Regions from separate parts of the Homo sapiens genome. Here region 1 is linked to region 2. A link is a loop called in an ENCODE intact Hi-C map of the cell type or tissue named here. Cell type or tissue: IMR-90. All regions are shown on one strand.

Evidence for each region. A loop is a pair of places that touch in the nucleus more often than their neighbours do. Peaks named below come from ENCODE experiments on the same cell type or tissue, not always from the same donor. Only the 100,000 strongest peaks of a DNase experiment are listed, where the experiment ranks them.
Region 1: a loop joins it to region 2, with 2.1 times the contacts of the local background. A loop is called at or near these places in 6 of 110 quality-filtered maps.

Annotation. Positions count from the first base shown.
Region 1 is chr2:182,193,503-182,196,002 of GRCh38, reverse strand. The region is part of intron 10 of PDE1A (phosphodiesterase 1A); the gene reads left to right. Among named protein-coding and RNA genes, the nearest start is that of PPP1R1C, 210 kb to the right of the region's middle. In IMR-90, no CTCF peak of the experiment used is centred here; no DNase peak of the experiment used is centred here.
Region 2 is chr2:182,424,030-182,426,529 of GRCh38, reverse strand. All of the region lies in intron 1 of PDE1A (phosphodiesterase 1A), which reads left to right. Among named protein-coding and RNA genes, the nearest start is that of PDE1A, 1.8 kb to the left of the region's middle. In IMR-90, no CTCF peak of the experiment used is centred here; no DNase peak of the experiment used is centred here; H3K27ac peaks cover 113 bases.

The DNA.
Region 1 (2,500 bases), 230 kb after region 2:
ATACTGCATAATGTACACCTTTGGAGGTAAATAAGCAATGAACCTGAAACTCCTTGCTGTATGCATTTCTCTGATTTGACATAAGATATTGAACTGTGTCTATGTATCTATGCATATGTCCTAGAAATTAGCAGGACTGCAGTGGTTCTTGTATGTTTTATTTTTGTTCATCCTCACATAGCCATCTGTAAAACTGTCACTTTGTCAGACCCACAGTACTGATACCATTCTGCTCTGCATTTAGCCAAGGTGACTGGGTTTTTCATCTCGGACAGTGAAAACAGCACTTTTACAAAGCAATTTGCAAATATATGTCTTCATTCCTTTGGAAGGTACTAAGAAGCTAAATACTGTGTCTTAAATTCCACTGGCTGTGCTAGAGATTTTGAGGTAAATCAAAAGAGGTCTGTCCAGAGCTCATCATGGTGCTCAGCTACAGTTTAAATGTAAACATCTTGTGTTTCTTGTTAAAGACTGTATTTTATGTACATTGGTCAAACATAAGAAGCCTAATAATGCAAATTAGAGAGATAATTGGACTTGACTTCAGAAAACTCAAGGGTAGGCCCTAGCTTCTCATTCTTCCAGGAGTGGGAGACATGAGTCTTCCCCTTCCTGTCTCTATACACCTTCTTACCTTTTCCCATCCTGCCTACTTCCCAGGATGATTGTGAGGAGCAAAGTGATAGAACAAAAGTAAGAGGGCTTCAAATGTGAGGAATTGGTGGTATTTGTTATCCTGCTAGTCTATTTTAAGCTTTATACTTTCCGAGGCAAAGTATCAGTATACTACACCATTGCTTATGAAGTATTTTGTTGTTTGATAGTTACTTAACGCTGAATTTCTAAAGATCTGGGCACAATTTAAAAGCACATTTCCAACACAATCATCAAGTTTAAAAAGTAACCAATTAAGAGAAGTATTTTCCTTTTTGATCTGCAGAATGTAATGCTAGACTTGCAATTCCTTCTATTGGTTTTGAACAAAATTAGAGCCTGGATAGAAATTCAAAAAATCAGAAAAGTAGCAAAGGAAAGAGCTGATTTTTAGAATTTTTCAAGAGCAACCTTTCAAGAAAGGTTCGTGTGTGTGTGTGTGTGTGTGTGTGTGTGTGTGTGTGAATATTTCAGAAAAATGCAGAGAAATTTTGTGATGTGTTAACTTCTAAATCATTTTCTTATTAGTTTGTCTACCGAACTCATTTTATTTAACAAATGGACTCAGACACTAAGAATTTTTTAAATGCTGTATATTTCTGGAAGACAAGCTATTTGTATTATTCTTAAAAATCCCATCAACGTTATCCCATTCTTTAGTGCTACTACTTTAGTTTCACCCTCTAAAGCCGTGAGAAACTAGCCAGAGATCAGAATTGTATCCAGAATTTGCAGTCTTGAGAAACGCTGATTTCTGACTCTTGAATAAGCTGCTAATGGTAAAAGGCAGTAGAGCGAGTTCTCATTTCCAAGGCATTTTCGCAACAAGCCTGTGATATTTATTAATACAATTAATGTCTCCTCGAGTTTTCATGCAGATCAACACACCTACTGACAGTAATGGGTAGATTTGGAGGATGCTGCTTTATTTTAACTATGACTGATAGGAGAGAGAGATCAATATCAGCCAAAAAAGTAATCATTGGTAAAAGAAGACAGGTTTTTGCTTTTTATTCTCCTCTTGAACACACATGTCAGGTTGGCAAGATAAGAAGTCAATGCAGTTAATTTTTTTACAAAAATAGTTACTTCCATCAAAATGTGTTTGTATTTTAAACTAAATAACAATAACTACGTGGATTTTTCCCTTCTTCAACTAGCTGTTTTGTGACACATGAAAAAAATCTATATTTGAACAAAATCTGCATTTATTAATCATTATTACCTTGTTAGCCAAGAAGAAAAAAATAATTAGAAATGCAAGTTATTTGGAAGGAAAGGTCAAAATGTTTACTTTACCTTGAATTGTATACAGTCAGGCCTCTCTATTTTTAAATGTTGCTAGAAGTAGTATAAAGTGTGTTATTTCAAAATAAATTTCATTGTCCATAGTAATACAAATGTACTTAGTCCATTCTCAGCCAAGGATCTGGCTTTTCAAAAAAATCATAAACATAACCCCTAAAATTGCAGAAATGAAAAGAACTGTAGCTATGAGCCAAGATAACTTTAAATGTAAAAAAGTAAAGCTTTTAGTTTCAAGAGCCATAAAAGTACTATAAACACCGATTACACCAGGGGTTCTAATATTCCATAAAATATTTATAACATTCACAGAAATATAGTTATATCAGACCAATATTTTACTGAAAGTGAATGTATTAGTTGCTGTAATTATTAAATGCTTAAATGTTTTTCGTGGCGTTCTTCGAATTTAGAAGGGCCCATTTGTAGAAGTAAAGAAGGGTCATTAGAGGGCCTAAATTCCTTAAATTTTCCAAATAAGGCTAGATTAGTGCATGCTCCTCTCCTCTCCCAATCAAATTCTCTATAGAACCAGTGG
Region 2 (2,500 bases):
GTTTCTCCCTTCATCCTTAATTTGGGGATTCTGCCACTAAGCTACAGCAGAGCAATCAAGAGTGCTTAAAGTTTAACTTCAGGCATACTGAGGGAGCCTTTTTGTTTTCTGTTTTCTGAAACTTTGTGCACAAACTCTTATCAACTCCTGAAAATACATTTTACAAAATCTTAACTATTCAAACACATAAGTGACATAGTACTGGAAAAACTTTGGAAACGTTATGCAATCTCTAGCTGTTTCTGTAGGCTGTTGCACAGCCCTCTAAATAGGAAACGTTGTGCTTAGTTCTTTCAACTGATTACAGGCAAGGGCAGTGTTTCAGTGCTGTGAATACTACACCTTTCTGGAGTGAAGTGTCGGGAGATAAATTTGAACTTGATAGCTACTTTACTAGAGTGCACATTTTACAGCTCGCTCAGGAATATCAGACCAGCAGTTAAAGAAACAACAGGGTGATAGGAAAAATTTTACACTGTGGTGGAATCTGTGACCAGGCAAAATGTAGATACAGTATAATGGATTGAGCTAAAGTTTAATTTTGGAGGGAGGTACACCCTTTCTTTAAGAAAGCAGCTGTTTCTTCATTGACTCTTTAATTCTGGATTCTTTAGTTACCTATTATGTACTTTAGAATTTAAAATAAAAAATAATTTAAAAGTATCTAGAAATTGAACCCTATTTTTGCCCCTCAAAACAGAAGATTTTTAAGAAAGTCAGTTATATATCAGTTTTGTCTTTCCACAAAATAATATTCTAGATAAAGCAGAGATACTACATGTTAGCAATGTTAAGGTCAAGTTGCAACCACTGGTTTTTGTCTGGAATTAAATACAGGATGATAAAACGTATGAGCAAAATTTCTCTGTGGTTTCTACATAATGAATGAGTAGACCTCGAGGAATATAATTATATAAAATGTGGCCATTTTTACTGATTAAACATCATTACTGAATTATTAATAGCAACATTATACCTTTGTAATGCTTAAAACAAGATGTTAGCTTGAATCTGTTTTAAAGTCTTCCTTTGAACATAAATTATATTTAAATTCATATATATGGATTTAATATTACTATCCCCCTCTACTTAAATATGTTTTTGTGTCTTATGCAATGATGTTGGTAAATAACCAAAAATCTAAAATGACCCCCAAAATATATTCACCTACCATATTTCCTAAAAAGTTCTTCCAATTGTATGTAGTATCTATATTCTCCCAAGTGCACGTGCGACTTCAAAAAGGTATGATAGTTGCCCAGATGATTCTAAACTCAACACCAGTGAGGCACAACTCACAGAGGGCACCCACAGCAGTTTGGAAAGGCAAGGTTGTGTTGGATAAAATCAGATCCACCTAGCCATCATCTTTATTGTATTACCCCTTTGGAGAGCTGTGGGGATTGAAGCAGGTGGTTTTCACCACTGATTTATGCCAAATCCTCATTTCTTCCTAATTAATTAATTATATGCTTAGGTGCTATGGGGAAGGTGGATTGCAACTTAACTGCACTTCTGTGCTTATTTATGTAAAAAATAGAACTTTGTGGAAGCTGAGATTCTTTGCCCAGATAATTAGAATAAAATTTGTTAAATTCAAGTGATTTGCTTCATGATCCTGGTGCTCTCATACTTTCACCAGGGAGTTGTTACAAGTAGGTCTAGAAATGGGTCTTTGACTGATAACAGATTAAAGCTGTATGTGAGAGCAGGATTTATTGGTCATCTGGCACATTGACAGTTGGCATTGCTTTTACCAGGTTATGATTGTGATTAGGGAAAAGGGAGATGGAGAATATCTTAAAAGATTCAAATAACTAGGCTTAATTGCACAGAGAAAGTTTGGGGCTGATTTCCATAACACAGACTTCCCGATAGCTAGTTGTACTTTTAGGGAAGCTGGCAGTGGGTTAAGCTTGCTTTTGATGCATTGCTTCTTATCTCATGCCTCACTTCGTTTTCTTCGTCAGCCTCCTTTCTTAGGCACCTTGTTCTCTTAGGCTTTCCCTAGGCTGTCTGGCATCTCACATTGAGACATCTTTCTCAAGCCTGACTTTTCAGAGACCCATGTACTAGACCTTTCCTTCTCAGTATGTACTTGTAACTGCACCCCACTTCCTAGGGGCCTTGCACACTGGATCTCAATCCACTTGACAGGCAAATCTGTACCAGTGTGTTTTGTGTGCTAGTGGGGCCAGTTATAAGCTTAATGGACATTTTATGAAAATAGTATCTTGGCTGTTTAAAAGTAATTCATTTAAAATTTCAGTCATTAAGAAATATTTGGCCGGGTGCCGTGGCTCATGCCTGTAATCCCAGCACTTTGGGAGGCCAAGGTGAGTGGATCGCCTGAGTTCAGGAGTTTGAGACTACCCTGGGCAACATGGTGAAACCCTGTCTCTACTAAAATACAAAAAATTAGCCAGGTGTGGTGGTGTGCACCTGTAGTCCCAGCTACTTGGGAGGCTGAGGCATGAGAATCGCTTGAGCTCTGGAGGCG